Linked DNA regions of Homo sapiens: region 1 is linked to region 2. Evidence: chromatin loops called from intact Hi-C (ENCODE). Cell type or tissue: testis. All regions are shown on one strand. Links, peaks and the distances in the headings refer to the core of each region. The heading gives the core; the rest is flanking DNA.

Evidence for each region. Peaks named below come from ENCODE experiments on the same cell type or tissue, not always from the same donor. Only the 100,000 strongest peaks of a DNase experiment are listed, where the experiment ranks them.
Region 1: it touches region 2 in a loop (2.7-fold over the local background); 29 of 110 quality-filtered maps call a loop at or near these places.

Annotation. Positions count from the first base shown.
Region 1 is chr6:32,660,264-32,668,263 of GRCh38, forward strand. It overlaps HLA-DQB1 (major histocompatibility complex, class II, DQ beta 1), which reads right to left and starts at 6,394. Exons shown (of 5, transcript NM_002123.5): 1 at 6,236-6,394; 2 at 4,535-4,804; 3 at 1,704-1,985; 4 at 1,084-1,194. The coding sequence starts at 6,344. It overlaps HLA-DQB1-AS1 (HLA-DQB1 antisense RNA 1), which reads left to right. Exons shown (of 2, transcript NR_133907.1): 2 at 92-466. RefSeq lists an enhancer at 4,157-4,684. In testis, for the core only: no CTCF peak of the experiment used is centred there; no DNase peak of the experiment used is centred there.
Region 2 is chr6:32,760,329-32,769,958 of GRCh38, forward strand. It overlaps HLA-DQB2 (major histocompatibility complex, class II, DQ beta 2), which reads right to left and starts at 3,204. Exons shown (of 6, transcript NM_001300790.2): 1 at 3,046-3,204; 2 at 1,332-1,598. The coding sequence starts at 3,142. In testis, for the core only: no CTCF peak of the experiment used is centred there; no DNase peak of the experiment used is centred there; H3K4me3 peaks cover 1,114 bases.

The DNA.
Region 1 (8,000 bases), core at 1-8,000, 100 kb before region 2:
AGAGCATTGATCAGCACAGGGTATCCTGGTGGGCCTGCCATCTCCCCCACCCTTCAGGGGCCCCCTGCAGCTTCAGACAGAGAAAGTTGAGGTCCAGGGTGTATTGTCATCACCTCCCCCAAGATCTGTGCAAAGGTGAAATCAGCTCATGAGGACACAGAACTTCAGCTTGATGCAGATGTGTGGGAGGTGGGGAACAGCTGTTATTCTTCTGGGGAATATGAAGGGTTCAGTCTTTTTAGGAAATTGGATGATATCTCTTCCCGACCACTAGCAGCCTCTTTCAGTCACTGGAAAATGCTTACAGGCAGTAGCCACCATCATGTGGCACAAAGTGGGCATCATCCTAGTGTCTAACATTTAAGCTGTGGTTCTGGCTCCACATTTCACAAGAAGATGCCACCAAAGTTAAGGCTTGGTTCTGGGGAACAATGTCTGGAGATTCCTAGAAACTGGCAAACTTCTCCCCTAAGTCTTGATCCTCATAGCAGCAAATAGGCCATGAACATGGACCACTGTGGTCAGGTACACTCAGCTCATGCTCTTCCCTCTTATACCTGTGCCTCCCCACACTGGATCATGGCTGAAATATTACCTGCTGGTGGAGGCCCTTGAGGTCTTACAAAAGGAAGTTATGCAGAGAAAGGTCTCATTACACAAACAGCCACTCTCTCACCCCAAAGGAAAATGACACACATGACTTAGAGTTACATTCTCTTCCCACCCATGTTCTTCCAGGCCTTCAGCACCCTAATTTAAAATCCCCTAAAACAAAGGAAATTGTCACTAGAAAGAAAGGAAGCTGAGGCTCTGACCCTCTTAATGGAGGAAGCTTTTGGAAAGGAGCCAGTGAGACAATGATGAATGGTAAGGATGCCCTGGAATAAGCTCTATCAGTCAGCTCTGTGACAGCGCTACCTTTCAACCAGTAAAATCAGATTCCAATGCCTCCTCCCATCTTGTCCTGTCTCCTCGCACTTCTTCTCAGGGTCAGGAGGAAAGAGCTAATCTACAGACAGGACCACTCTGAACAGAGGGTCTGGGTCACAGCCCATCTTCCCCTTTTCCCCTGGGGTTCCTCACCTTTCTGACTCCTTTGACGGATGATAAGGCCCAGCCCAAGGAAGATCAGCCCCAGCACGAAGCCTCCAACGCCACTCAGCATCTTGCTCTGGGCAGATTCAGACTGAGCCCCTAAAGAGCAGAACTGAGTGTCTGTGTTTGTCCCCACACCCCATAGCATCCCTGCTGAGGAGTTGAAGTCCAGTCTGAGGTGCAGAAGGTGAAGGCATCAAAGGAACCTAGTTCTCCATTCAGACCACCCCTAAGGAGGGGAAAGACCAGCCAATAGGTCCTTGGATACAGTGAATAGGTGAGAGAGTGGGGAAGCAAATCTCTGCTCTTCAAGAACTCATCCATAACCTTAGACCCTAAGATCCCAGTCACCAGCCCTAAGAATCAGTCCCTCAGAGCTATCAGGACTGGGATTCAGAGCAACAGTATGTAGAGTAATTTCCCTAGCATCTGGAAAGGTGATGAGACCAGGATTCTTCTGATGCACTTGCCATGGAGCAAGAGGTGCTCTAGTCTCCTGTGATTCCCAGCTCAGTAGTGACATCAGGGATAAGAGATGGGAAGGAATGGGTCAGAAGGAGCTCTTTGTCTTGTGGGCCCATAGTAACAGAAACTCAATATCCCCTTACGCCACTCCACGGTGATGGGGCTCTGGAGGCTGGGGTGCTCCACGTGGCAGGTGTAGACATCTCCACGCTGGGGAGTCATTTCCAGCATCACCAGGATCTGGAAAGTCCAGTCACCATTCCTAATAAGGGGGGTGGACACAACGCCGGCTGTCTCCTCCTGATCATTCCGAAACCACCGGACTTTGATCTGGCCTGGATAGAAATCTGTCACCGAGCAGACCAGCAGGTTGTGGTGGTTGAGGGCCTCTGTCCTGGATGGGGAGATGGTCACTGTGGGCTCCACTGAGGGCAGTAACAGACAGGAAAAGACATAGGAGTGAGATGTGAGAACACACACCACGTCTACCATGAGGAAGGATCCCTCCTTGGACCAGAGTGGAAAGATACCTGGAGTCGAAGTCTTGGATTAAGGTTCATTCAACAAATATAAATTTGACAATCACTGAGAATTCAAAGATAAATAACATACTATGGTCCCTGCATTTATAGAATGTGCAATCTAGTAACAGACAGCAAAAAACAAAAAGAATGTTATTTCAAAAGTTTGTAATATTTGAAAAAAAAGTAGAATGTTATTTCAAAAGTTTGTAATATTTGAAAAAAAAGTAGGCAGGCCTTCAAAACAAATAACCCTTGATCAAACATCATGTTTGTCCACAACTCAATTCCTTTATCTTCTCAGATTGCTGCTCATAGTAAAAAAAATGACACATCTTTCCCCGCCTCTTTTACACATCTCATCCTTTCCTTTTAGGCCACTTTATCACATTTCCTTTATTCTCTTAGTGTGAAACTATAGCAAATATTTAATGTGTGCTTTCTTTATTTAGTAATATGTTCTCTCATTTTCTTTTTTTCCTTAATTTCTTTTTAACGCACAAGTGAGTTTAATTACTAGCTGTCTACCCTACTCCATTTCCTTGCTATTGACAATTACTTTCTTGTTCTGAAATCAGACATTATCGTGTATGTTCTCCACAGAAAATATTCTGAGATCCGTGCAGAGGTCGGCCTGGGCTAATGAGCCTGTAATGTGAACATATACATATAACTGGGATTTGCTGAGGTCAGCAGGTGGCACCCCAATTAAATGGCACTCTTGAGCCATCATCCGGAAGGAATCATGGTTTCTGCTTGGACTTGAACTTTTCTTTAGGTTCTCCTTCCTGGAGGCCAACTGAAATCAGAGTCAGCTATGTGGCCTTATAAGATTTGTTCATCTTCAACAGACTGGGAGTAAAAATAGAGGGCACAAATTTATGAGAAAAGATGATAAAATAAATTTTATGGAAATAAAACTGAAATAGCAAAAATATAAGTACTTGCTGGCATTAGGATGTGAGTCAAAAGAAGGCAAGGGAGTGTAAAGCAAACTAAAAGTTTTGTGAACCTGCATAGATAACACCGGGGTCAGACTAGGGATTGATTAATCATGAATTTTCAATGCCGCATTAACACACAGAACAAACAGGAATAGACTCATTGCTGCTTCTGGTCAAAACTGGCTTTAACAAGGCCTTACATCCCTTAGACTCTACATATGTGTAGTGAGGAACATAAGAATGTTGTGTACTTTGGGAGGCTTAAGATCTTGGTGAGTAATTGTGGGCTGATTACTTAAAGTGTTTATCATGTACCAATATTAGGATATATAAAGTGGTGATGCTAATCTCTAATGCACAGGTAGCTGTGAGATTAAATGACATAACATAGATGGTATTTGATAAGGCAACTGTCTAGAAATAAGTGCTTCCTGAATGGGTAAAATTGACTTTCAGAATGTTTATTCCTGAAGTGGATAGTGATGGGGGGGAGGGGATAACCTAGGCCAAAAGCAACCTGAAACTATTTTTATCCAATAATTTAATAGCTTCAACCTATTTATTCCCAAACTTCTGATCTTTGCATAGTGCTATTTGTTCAGCTTTTCTAAGAAATTAAAACTCTGCCTTACAACATCATTCAAGCATTGTTTTTATTTTTAGCAAACACATTTTCCTCAGACTTTGTATTCACAAATTCTATTAAGATCCAAGTCAGTAAGAGTTTACTTGAAAGCATTAAGCAAAATGTTAGAAAATAATTGATAAAGTTCATTTGTAAGCCTCTGTTTTTTTCTTGAACCTAACTGGATTGGCAGCTGAGTACATTTATTCATGAATTTAACAGAAGATCATTGAGCTCACACCACATACCAGTCAATGTGTCAGGTACCAGGCATGCAATAATTAAACAGTCTCTCGCCTCAAAGATCTCCGCCATTAGTGGTAGCCATTTAAGAAAACAGAATTACGATGAATAATGATTTGAAGCCAAAAAGTCAAAATATCTTATTTCGCAACTGTAATTGCTGGATGCCCTGCGCGCAGCTGTGGGGCAGCCCTAACTCCACCAGGCCAAGCCTGAAGCTTCCTGCGGCGCAAGCTGCGCACGTGGGCCTTGCTGGGTGGGGCAGTGCTAGCGAGGCCGGCGGGCAGGGGAAGAGGGTGGGCACTGGGGGCAGAGAGAACTGCTTAGCGAAGGTAAGGTACGAGGAGGCAAACACATAAGGCACGAGGCGAGAAACGTGCAGAGCGGAGGACGAGGCCGACGGACGGGGAGGCTGGGGGGGACACTAGGCAGCCTGGCCAACTCTGCTTGTCCCCCTGCTCTGCCCTAGGTCCCCGCCCCTCCGATGCACCTGCCCCCACCACCCCGCCGCCGCCTCCTTTCCCCTGGGGTGGAATGAACTGGGCTCAGATTTCAGAGACCTCGCCCCCATCGCCCCTCCCGGCACAGAAACTCGGGGTCTCGGCCAAGGGTGGGCCTCACGGAGGGGCGACGACGCTCACCTCTCCTCTGCAAGATCCCGCGGAACGCCACCTCGTAGTTGTGTCTGCACACCGTGTCCAACTCCGCCCGGGTCCCCTCCAGGACTTCCTTCTGGCTGTTCCAGTACTCGGCATCAGGCCGCCCCTGCGGCGTCACCGCGCGGTACACCCCCACGTCGCTGTCGAAGCGCGCGTACTCCTCTCGGTTATAGATGTATCTGGTCACAAGACGCACGCGCTCCGTCCCGTTGGTGAAGTAGCACATGCCCTTAAACTGGAACACGAAATCCTCTGCGGGGAATCACCGGCCGGTCAGTCAGGCCCCAGCCCGGCCGCCCCCGCAGCCGCCGCCCTGACCCGGCCTGGAGCTGTGGAACCGCCCGCGCGACCTCCAGTTCCCGCCCGCCCGTGCCTGGCGCTCCAGACCTGGGATCCTCCCGGCGGCTCTGCCCAGCTCTGCCCGCCTTCTTTGCGGGCTTCTGGAATCTGCCTTCCTACATCCAGGAAAGGGAGGAAAGCCCTGTCCCTGCCTGAGCCTGTGAACCCAGCGAAGAGGCAGTCGGGCTGATTTTACATGCACCTCTGCACTTAGAGGGATCAGGGCGTTCTCGCATGAAATCCCATTTTTCATGAAGCTCCTGGATACCTCAGAGATAAAGTTATCCACATAAATCTGAGAGTTCAACGGAATGACGAGATAGGTCCAGGAATTAAGCCTGGCCTCGTTCTGACACGCGTATTCTCTTGGTCCCTGGGTAAAATACCTTCCTTCCCATGCCTAGATTTACCCTCCCAAGTCCCGTTGAGGTTCACTCCCTTCTATGTTGGAAAGGACCTACACCTCTGAGTCCTAGATAGAGACATTTATTCATGGAAAGAGCACAAGCTTTTGAATTTGATAAACTAGATTCCAATTAAACTGTGGCAGTCACCAGTTTGGGCAGGTTATGTAACAGAATATCCATATCACAAGTATAATTGTGTAAAAGAAAATCATGATATCTACACACAGGATGTTAGAAGGAGTGAGAGAGAAGTTATATAAAGTATTGTTCTGTCTGAAGTGAGTGGTTTCACAATATGTGTTATTTCCCTTCTTTACATCCTCCTTCCTACTAAATTCAGTCCACCATTAACTCGGGTCTCTGAATCCCACTCAAGTCACCATTTGCCCATAAATCAGTGAAACCCGAAGACTCCCTCTCTGTGGTCAGCCAGTCAGCTTCCCTCAGCACCAAGATTTTGCCTCCACAAATGCTCCACTCGGTCAGGAATAGAGACAAATTTTCCTCAAATACAGAGACTACAGACACCATTGCTGCCTCACATTTTCCAATGCAGGATCTCATAATCCTAAGTCCAGGCAGTCTTGGGGCACGCCTAAATGACAAATCCTGCTGTGTCTTTGGAGAAATTCATATCTTCAAAAATAACCCCATGCTCACTTTGTCCTATCGCTGGTAGTAAATGTACACTTTATCTCCTCTTTCTCTCCTCTCTCCTCCTCTTCCAGGCTTAAGCCTGTAGGATGGGGATTGGATTGTCCTCATCTCATCACTAAAAGATAAATGGGAATGCAACATAGCTTTCTTTCCCAAGAGAGAGGAAATGTTGATGAAAGATTGTGTCCAAGATCATAGAGATCACCATCCCCCATACCCCAGCCCAAGGAGAGCCTGTTCCCAGAGTGGCGGCTCTGGAGAGCAGCTGCCCTGCACTTACCGGGAGAGTCTCTGCCCTCAGCCAGTAGGGAGCTCAGCATCGCCAGCATCAAGGTGACAGTTGCTACCCGAAGGTCTCCGGGGATCCGCAAAGCCTTCTTCCAAGACATAACTGAGACGAAGGGAAAAGCAGTGGTAGTCAACACAGCTCGGACCTGATGGATCTGATGTACCTGGCAGAAAGAATAAAAACCTGTGGATGTTTCCGTGAGTGGCAGGATTGGATGGTCCCTCGGAAAAGAACCAATCAGCACTGGAGCTGAAGGACCTCATCTGTCTCTGGGCAGACATTTTTTTTGTGAAGGTTCTCAATCCAGTGCCTGGCACTGTGACGTCTTCAAATTGTACTGGATGAACATCTGAGGTGAAAATTTCCTCTCGATTATAGAAGAGCTGAAGAACGAATGCCTCGGGGATTTTGAGAGGCAAAAGAAAAAAATGCGATTCAACAGTAAACATCTCTGTAATATTGTTAAAAACCAGTTGTTATTATACTTGGGATTTTTAATAAAGCAAATTAGGTGGGGATCATATTTCAGGGGAGAGAAAATTGCTGTCACAGAAATTTTTACTGCTGTTGTCTTAGACACGCTGAAGAGCCTTAAGTCCTGGGGAGAAGAGCAAAGTTCTTAGAAGGAAATAATGGTAAGTTGCAGTTCCACCACTAATGTGCTTTAGAAGAGTCAACAAATTACTGAATTTATTTTTGCCCCAGGCTTCTCTTTATAAAATGTGGGTCATGTTTCATGCATTTTACATCTAGATCTTCACATGTACAAATTTAAGATTAATTTGTCTTGTTTAATATTACAAAAGTCTCCTCAACTGTTATGTGTAACTATCAGGTTAATATGTGGAACAAGAAAACAAGCCAAAAAAAAAAAATTGATACCCACCCCTGCTGGTAAATGATTCTTCATTATGCAAGAACATATTGTATTTATGCTCTTCTAGTGAAAGTATTTGAAAAGTTAATTAAGTTGACATTTCTTTTTTAAGTTCTTCAGCTGTTTAAATCCTCCCTGAACCATGAAATGATGCATCTGATATCAGCAAAGGCACAATACACAGAATTTTACAGTATTCGGATGCAGTCATGTTTCGTTTTGAAGAGAGAGCACAAAACCTGTGGAGAAGCATTTCCTGGGTCCTGAATAGTACTAATGATGGAGAAAGTGTTTAGAGTCACAGAGTGTACTGTGCCAGCCCTAAACATTAAATCCCAAATGGCAGAGGTATCAATGTGTTTTTTTTTCAATTCTATTTTTTTAACAGTTCCTCATGGACATATCTACATCAATGTGTTTTTATAAATAAACATAACTTATCAGGCTCCTCTTGACAGTGACTAGGGGCAATACTAATGGTTATAAAGCAATTAGAACAACGCCTGGCAAACATTACTTCTGACCTCAACCAAGACAATAAATATCTCCACTTCTCTTCTTCTCTCCCTTTCTCTCTTTCTTTTCCCAAAATGTTAGGTTCTGCTTTTAAAGTAGAGAATACAATCTAAAATCAGAATATAAGTTTATCAGATAAAAAGAAGCAGGGAAGAGGCAACAGCAAGACGTTTGCAATAGTGGCACATGAAAGCGTTGAGCCACTCCAATATTCTGTATTATTCAGTGCATAATTCTAGAGCACCTGAGACTGGGAAAGTTGCCACTGGGCGTCCAGCAGCAGTGGTGTACTCAGGATCAGGGTAAACCCAGTCTAAGGAGGGTCTCCACTGCTGTGATGGACGCATAAAGGAGGAACCAAAT
Region 2 (9,630 bases), core at 1-8,000:
ACTTCCCTTAGGCTGTGTAGACGAGTATTGAAGAACATAAAAGAATGCTGTGTATTTGGGGGAGGCTTCAGGTCCTGGTGCATAACTGTGGGTTGATTACTTAAAGTGTTTATCATGTACCAATATTACGATATATAAAGTGGCAATGCTAATCTCTAATGCACAGGTAACTGTGCTATTAAATGACATAACTTAGATGGTGTTTGCTAAGGCAATTGTCTAGAAATAAGTGCTCACTAAGTGGGTAAAATTGACGTTCAGAATGTTTATGCCTGAAGTGGATAGTGATGGGGGGAGGGAGAAAATCTACTCCAAAAGCAACCTGAAACTATTTTTATTCAATAATTTAGTGGCTTCAATCTATGTATTCCAAAGCTTCTGCTCTTTTCATTGTGCCATTTGTTCAGCTTTTCTAAGAAATTAAAACTGCCTTATAACACCATTCAAGCGTTGTTTTTATTTTCAGCAAACACCTTTTTCCCCAGACTGCATTCACAAACCTTACTAAGATCCAAGTCAATAAGAGTTTACAGCATTAAGCAAAATAATAGAAAATAATTGATAAAGTCCATCTTTAAGGCTCTATTTATCCTCTGCTTTCCCTTGAGCCTAAGTGGATGGGCAGCTGAGTACATTTATTCATTAATTTAACAGAAGATCATTGAGCTCATACCACATGCCGGTCCACGAGTCAGGTACTAGGCATGCAATGATTAAAACACTCTCACCTCAAAGAGCTCCGCCATGAATGAGAGCCGTTTAAGAAAACAGAATTACGATGAATAATAATTTGAAGCCAAAAGTTAAAATATCTTATTTCACAACTGTAATTGCTGGATGCCCTGCGCGCAGTTGTGGAGCAGCCCTAACTCCACCAGGCCAAGCCTGAAGCTTCCTGCGGCGCGAGCTGTGCAAGTGGGCCTTGCTGGGTGGGGCAGTGCTAGTGGGGCGGACGGGCAGGGGAAGAGGGCGGGCATTCGGGCAGAAAGAACTGCTTAGCGAAGGTAAGGCACGAGGAGGCAAACGCATAAGGCACAAGGCAAGAACATGCAGAGCAGAGGACAAGGCCGATGGACGGGGAGGCTGGGGACACACTGGGCAGCCTAACCCAACCCTGCAGGGAACTAAGGGATGCTTTTGTGCATCCCCCTGCTCTGCCCTAGATCCCCGCCCCTCCGATACTACCCCAGCCTCCAAATCCCCGCCACCTTCCTGTACCCTGGGATGGATCAGGGCTCGGTCCTTGAGGCCGCGCCGTCCTCGCCCCTCTGTGCGCAAGAGACTCGGGCCCCGGCCAAGGGTGAGCCCCGCGGAAGGACGACGACGCTCACCTTGCCGCTGCAAGGTCGTGCGCAGCTCCGCCTCGTAGTTGTGTCTGCACACCTTGTCCACCGCGGCCCGCTCCTGCTCCAAGAAGTCCTTATAGTTGTTCCAGTCCTCGATGCTCCGCCCCAGCTCGGTCACCGCCTGGAACTCCCCAACGTCGCTGTCGAAGCGCCCGTACTCCTCGCGGTTATAGATGTATCTGGCCACACCGCGCACGCGCTCTGTCCCGTTGGTGAAGTAGCACATGCCCTTAAACTGGACCAAGAAATCCTCTGCGGAGAATCACGGCGGGTCAGTCAGGCCCCAGCACGGCCCTAGCCCCAGCCCCCAGCCGGACCGCACCCTTCAGCCGCTGCCCTGACCCGGCCAGCAGCTGCGAAACCCGTCCACGCGAAATTGAGTTCTTGGCTGGGCCCGTGCCTCGTGCTCCGGACCTGGGATCCTCGAGGCATCTCTGCCCCAGCCCTGCCCGCCCTCTCTGAGGGCCTCGGGAATCTGCCTTCCTTTAGGGAGGTAAGAGGGAAAGCCCAGTCCCTGCCTGAGCCTGTGAACCAAGTGAAGAGGGCAGTCGGACCGATTCAACATTGACCTCTGCTCTTAGATCAGGGCGTTCTCGTATGAAATCCCATTTTCCATGGAGCTCTTGGGAATCTCGGAGACAGAGTTATCCACATAAATTTGAGAGTTCAAGGGAATAACGAGAAAGGTTCAGGAATTAAGCTTGTTCTCATCCTGATGTAAGTATTCTCTTGGTCCCTGGGCAAGAGACCAAGTAAACCCATGCCTGGATTTACTCTCTTTCTGCTATACCCGCCCAAGTGCCCTGTGAGGTTCACTCACTTCTGTGTTAGAAAGGACCTACACCTCCGGAGTCCTAGAAGGAAACATTTATTCATGGAAAGAGCCCAAGCTTTTGAATTCTATAGGGTCCAATTAAACTGAGTCAATCACCAGCTTGGGCAGGTTACTTAACAGAATATCCATATCACAAGTATAATTACATAAAAGGAAAATCATGATACCTACACATAGGATGTTAGGAGGAGTGAGAGAGGATTTATAGAAAGTACTGTCCTGTGTCTGAATGGAGTGGTTTCTCAATATGTATTATTTCCCTTCTTTACTTCCTCCTTCCTATCATACTAAATTCAGTCCACCATCAACTCAGGTCCCTGAATCCCACTCAAGTCACCTTTTGCCCATAAATCAGTGAAACCCAAAGTAAGACTCCCTGTCTGTGGTCATCCAGTCACCTTCCCTCAGTACTAAGAGTTTGCCTCCACAAACTCTCCACTCGAGTCAGTAGTATAGACTCCTTTACCTCCAATACAGAGACTACAGACACCATTGCTGCCTTACATTTTCCCAGTGCAGAAAAATCCTACTGTGTCTTTGGGGAAATGCATATCTTTGGGGAAATGCATAACCGTGGAGTGCCATGGTCATTTTGTCCTGTCACAGGTAGTGAATGCACACTTTGTCTCCTCTTTCCTCTCTCCTCCTTCAGGCTTAAACCTGTGGGATTGGGGTTGGATTATCCTCACCTCACCCATTATAAGGTGGAAATAAAAATGCAACATAGCTCTATTTCCCAAAAAGAATAAATGGTGATAAAAGACTGTGTTCTGAGATCATGGAGATCACCATCCCCCATACTCCAACCCAAGGAGAGCCTGTTCCCACAGTGGTGGCTCTCGAGAGCAGCTGCCCTGCACTTACTGGGAAAGTCTCTGGCCTCAGCCACTGGGGTGCTCAGCATCACCAGCATCACGGTCACAGCTGCTGCCCAAAAGCCTCCAGGGATCTGCAGAGCCATCTTCCAAGACGTAAGTGAGACCAAGGAAAAAGCAGTGGTAGTCAACACAGCTCAAACCTAATGGATCTTATGTACCTGCCGGAAAGAATAAAAACCTCTGGATGTTTCCATGTGTGGTAGGATTGGGGAGTCCCTAGGAAAGGAACCAATCAGCACTGGAGCTGAAGGACCTCATCTGCCTCTGGGCAGACGTTTTTCTGTGAAGATTCTCACTCCAATGCCTGGCACTGTTTCTTCTTCAAATTGCACTAGATGAACATTTGAGGTGAAGATTTCTGAATAGCTGAAGATTGAATGGCTTAGGGGTTTTAAGAAGCAAAAGACAAATGTGATTCAAGAGTAGACATCTTACAACCTATTGTTCTTACACTTGGGATTTTTAGTAGGGCAAATTAAGTGAGGATCATATTTCAGGGAACAGAAAATTGTCACAGAAATGTTCACTTCTATTAGACACTCTGAAGAGCCTTAAGTTTTGGTGAGAAGAGCAAAGTTCTTAGAAGGAAATGATGGTGAGTTGCAGTTCTACCACTAATGTGCTTTATGAGAGTCAACAAATTACTGAACTCCTTTTCACCCCCAGGCTTCTCTTTGCAAAATGTGGATCATGTTTTATGCATTTTACATCTAGATCTTCACATATAAAAATTTAACATTAATATGACTAGTTTAATATTACAAAAGCCTCCTCCACTGTTATGTGTAACTATCAGGCTAATAGGAGGAACAAGAAAAAAAAAAGTTGACACCCAGCCCTACTGGCAAGTGATTCTTTATTATGCAAGAAGGTATTGCATTCATGCTCTTCGAGTGAAAGTATTTGTTGACTTTTCTCTTGTAAGTTCTTCAGCTGCTTAAATCCTCCCTGAACCATGAAACAGGTGCATCTGATATGAGCAAAGGCACAATACACAAATTTTACAGTATTCAGACACAGTCACATTTAGTTTTGAAGATAGAGAGCAAAAGCTGTGAAGAAGAATTTCCTGGGGGCTGAATCGTATTAATGATGGAGCAAATGTTTAGAGTTACAGGTCATATTGGGCCAGCCCTAAACATCAAATCCAAAATGGCAGAGGTACCAATGTGTTTTTATAAATAAATTTCTTACTTATCAGGCTTACGTTGCCCATGGCTAGGGATAGTACTAATGGTTATAAAGCAATTAAAACAATGCCTGACAAACATTACTGGTAATCCTAACCAAGACAATAAATATCTCCACCTCTCTTCTTGTCTCCCTTCCTCCCACTCTTCCCTGTATATTAGTAAAGTAGAAGATAGAGAGCATCTAAAAGCAGAATATGTTTACCAGGTAAAAAGAAACAGGGAAGAGACGGTAGCAAGAGGTTTGCAATAGTGGCACATGAAAGCATTGAGCCACTCTAATATTCTGTATTATTCTGTGCATAGATTTAGATCACCTGAGACTGGGAACGTTGTTACTGGGCTTCTAGCAGCAGTGGTGTACTCAGGATCAGGGTAACCCCCAGTCTAAGGAGGGTCTCCACTGGTGCGATGGAAGCATAAAGGAGGAACATCAAACTCAGACCTAGAACGGAACTGGGGGCAAGAAAGAATAGGCAGAGAGGGACCTGAAGATGCCCTCAATGTCCTCTCAGTCCCCACCTCAGCGTCCCTCAGAATAGAGGCCTCTGGCCCACCCCTTCTTCCTGTTCAAAGGGAGAAGCTTCCCTCAGGTTTATTCTGGGGCTGTGAGGCAAAGTCTACGTCAAACCTAGGGACTCCCCAGTCTCATGGGCCTCTTCAAACAGACTTTTTTCTTTTCTTTTCCTTTTTTTTTATTTTCCTTTTTTCTTTTCTTTTCTTTTTTAGGGACAGGGTCTGGCTCTATCACCTAGGCTGGAGTACACTGGCATGATCATGGCACACTGCAGCCTCAACCTCTTAGGCTCAAGTGATCCTCCTGTCTGAGCCTCCCAAGTAGCTGGGAGTACAGGCACACACCGCCATTCTGTCTAATTTTTTAAAAATTTTTTATAGAAATAGGATTTTGCTATGTTGCCCAGGTTGGTTTCAATGTCCTGGCCTCAAGCAATCCTCCCACCTCGGCCTCCCAAAGCACTGGGATTATAGGTGTGAGCCACCACACCTGGCCACACAGACTTTTCAACTAGCAACGAAAGTGTCAGCTTAGAGCCATTTTCTGACTGGCTAAAACCTCATCTGAGGCCAGGTGCAGTGGCTCACCCCTGTAATTTTCTAGCGCTTCGGGAGGCCAAGGCAGGCAGATCACTTGAGGTCAGGAATTTGAGACCAGCCTGGCCAACATGGTGAAACCCGTCTCTACCAAAAATAAAAAAAATTAGCCAAGTGTGGTGGTGCATGCCTGTAATCTCAATTACTCAGTAGGCTGAGGCAGGCGAATCGCTTGAACCCAGGAGGCAGAGGTTGCAGTGAGCTGAGTTCGCACCACTGCACTCCATTGCACTCCAGCCTGGGGGACAAGAGCAAAACTCTGTCTCAAAACAAAACAAAACAAAAAAAAAACACCTAATCTAAAAGGCTTTGGTTTGGGGCTTCTGCCAGTTGTGTCCCCCTGATCCAGCCTTCTCTACAGTTCTTTGCAATGTTCCTATCCCTGCTCCATTACTCAGGGCAGCCACTATTGGCCTGGCCAGAGGAAGGCAACTCAGACAAGCATCCTGATTCTGAATGCCTCGCCCAAATCACCCACCCGGCCTCTGTGGGGACAGAGCGCTTAGGATGAGACCACACGCACCCCATGTGGGAAGATGGGATAAAGACACTGCTGTTATTATGGGTCAAGGTTACACTAGGGAGACTCTCCCCAGGGCACATTGTCTCTTCTTTCAGGGCAGAAAAAGGTTGTGGACTCCTTCTTTGTGGAATCAAGGGAGAAATCATCTTCCCTGGTCAGCATCTCTTAGAATCTGTGCCTGGTCAGTGCAGTTGAATGTAAACACAGGAGTCATCCTGTCACCAGAAGGGTTATCCAGGACTCTGTCCTGCAATTACTTCCAGAATCAAGAAACACTGTAGAGTCAGAAAGGTTCTGTGGCCTCCTTAATGCCAGTGGTAACATAATTAGAAATACGGCCCCAGAATATCATTTTCCTTTAATAAAAATTTATCAAGTAATTATCTCCAAATTTTTCAAAACCTTGTGAAGCTACTTACATATTTCTCTTATATCAACTTTTAGGTAACCGGTTACATGAATTTTTCATGACACATATAAGGTAGGCCTTTTCTCTTTAAACAGTTATCTCTTTAAAATGACAATTTAGAAAGTCTGAAGAGAGAGTCTGTAGCATTCAGAGGCTGTGCTCAAACAGTGCCTCCTTCAAGCAAGTAACCATGGGGAGACTCCATAGTGGAAGTCAGGTAAGGACTTGGAGGATACCGCAGGGTGAAGGACTAGGAGTATGGGAAAAGCTTTAGCAGGAAGATAGAAAATCAGATGATACAAGGCATTTGGGACACTTGGGGGAAATGGGGAAGGTGAGTGATCTCTGGCACAGGAGTCCAGAGCCCACCAGTCTCATGGCTTCTCATGCAGTATGGAAATGGCCCTTGAAAACAGAAGAAGACTGGGACGAAAACCCAGGCTGCCTGCTATGGACGTGTGTACAACGGAGCTTTGTTTCCTGATCTGTTTCTACAGGTTTCTTCTTCCAGTCAATCTCATCCATGCATCACCTCAGCTGGACCACTGACGATTTCATCACCCAGAGCTAACCTACACATGTCACTCTTTGCAACATATCTGTTCGTCTCTACTTCTGGTTCCCTAGTAATGCCTGGGATATTTCCAGAGACAACTCTTCCCCAGCTTCTAGATTTGTAGTCATCATGTGCCTTCATTCCCAGACAAACCTTAAATATCTCTCTATGAGATCTTTATAATGTCTTCTTCTACAAGTTCTTACCAGTAGAGAGAAGAACTAATATTCAGGTATGTAAAAAATATTTCAGTCCTATTTAAGCTCATGTCCAAGTACTCAAGAATTCAAGTGTCCAGCTCAGCTCAAGGTCATGGTTCATGCAAAAAAGCAACATTAGCAGTAATATTTTGGGGAGACTACTCATATCCTCAAATAGGAAAACTTAAGATATTCAATTTAAACCTCAATGACATATCAATCCATGCTTTTCAGGATGACTATTATCAAAAAGACAAAAAATAACAAGTGTTAACAAGGACGTGGAGATAAGGGAACATTTGCACACTGTTGGTGGGAATGTAAATTAGTATGGCCACTAGGGAAAACATTATGAAGGTTCTTCAAAAAGTTAAAATAGAACTGCCATATGATGTAGCAATCCCACTTCCAGGATACAGACAAAGGATTTTAAATCAGTAGGTTGAAAATATATCCACACTCCCATGTTCATTGCAGCATTATGCACAATAGTCAAGGTATGAAATCAACCTGTGTCATTCAGCAGATGAATGGGTAAAGATAATGTATGTATACACAATGGAATTCTATTCAGGCTTTAAAAAGAAAGAAATCCTGGTGTAAGCCGAAAAGTGACTGAGGCAGGTCTCAATCAATTAGAGGTTTATTTTGCCAAGGTTCAGGATGCACCTGGGAAAAACACGAATCACAGGAGCATCTGTGATCAATGCTTATTCCAAAGAGGGTTTTGAGAACTTCAATGTTTAAAAAGAAAGAGTAAGCAGGAAGGGAAAGAGAGAGGAAAAAAAAAAAAAAAGGAGGGAAGGTAGGCAATGACACAAGTGGTTACATTCTTGTGAGTCTGATTAGCCTCAGTAAATCTACATTTTACATGTGAAAAGAGGGAGTAGAGGAAAAAGTCACTTATGCAAAAACAATAACATTGTAGAATCTTCCCAAAAGATTCATTTTCTATTCTCACAGACCGACAATTCCACTCAAGTTAATTTCTGCAAAAGCATCCTAACTGGTCTTCCTGCCTCTACTTTATAATGTCAACATTGCTCATAAATCCAAGTTAATCTCTCTGAGTATGAGTTTCTTTAACTGCAAAATGAGAATATTATCTATTCCATAGAGTAATGCCAAGGATTAAATGAAGTGGCAAATATATAGCATCTAAAATAGTTTTGAACACATAGTAGATGCTCAATAATAATTTTTTTTAATTTTTAATATAATTTTAATTCAATAGCTTTTAGGTTACAAGTGGTTTTTTGTTATATGGATGAATTGTATAGTGGTGAAGCCTGGAATTTTAGTGAACCTGTTACCTGAGTAGTGTGCATTGTACTCAATATGTAGTTTTTTATCCTTCACCCTCCTTCCCATCCTCCCCAATTTCTTACTCTCCATTGTCCTTTATACCATTCTGTATGCCTTTGAGTACCCATAGCTTAGTACCCACTTAGCTCCTACTTACAAATCAAAACATATGGTATTTAGTTTTCCATGCCTCAATTAGAAGTTGTAAATTTTGATGGAGTCCAATTTATATATATTTTTTTCATTTCTTGCCTATGCCCTCGGTGTTATATCCAAGAAATCATTGCCTAATCAAATATCATGAAGATTTTCCCTATTTTTTTTCTAAGAGTTTTATGGTTTTAGTTTTCACATTTAGGTCTTTGATTCATTTTGAGTTCATTTTGTCTATAATGTAGGGTAAGAGTCCAGTTTCATTCTTTTGTATGTGGACTTCCAGTTTTCCCAGCACCATTGTTGAAAAGGCTGTCCTTTCCGCATTTAATGGCCCTGGCACTCCTGTTGAAAATCGTTTGACTATATATGTCAGGATAATTTCCTGGTTTTGATATTGCACTTTAGTTATGTAAGATGTTACAATTGGGGAAAACTGGATGAAGGCTATACAGAATCTTTTTGTTCTATCTTGGTAACTCCCTTTGAATCTACAATTATTTCAAAATATAATGTTAAAAAAGCAAAGCCAACCGAAATAATGTGTTTATCTTTTAACAAACTAATTCAATAAGATACCTAATAAAAATTACCCAATGTGAAATACAAAGAGAAAAGAAGAGCAGGGGAAAAACAAAACAGAGCATCCAAGAGCTGCAGTGCTGTATTGAATGGTTACATCACCTTTGTTTGTTTGTTTGTTTGTTTGTTTGTTTGTTTTGAGACAGGGTGTCACTCTGTTGCCCAGGCTGGAATGCAGTGGTGCGATCACAGCTCACTTCATCCCCCACCCTCGCCCCCAACTCAGGCAGTCCTCCCGTCTTAGCCTCTTGAGTAGCTGGGAATACCAGCACCATGCTTGCCCACTTAATTTTTCTCTCTTTGTAGACAAGGTCTCCTTATGTTGCCCAGGCTGCTCTTTAGGTTCAAGCATTCCTCCCACCTCAGCCTCCCAAAGTGCTGAGATTACAGATGTGAAACATTGTGCCAGGCTTATTTTTTTAATGTACTTTTACTCTCTTTCTCTCTTTGTGTTTCACTCTGGGTAATTTTTATTGATCTATTTCAAACTCACTGATTCTTCCCAGGGCTGTACCACATTTGCTGATGAGCTTGTCAAAT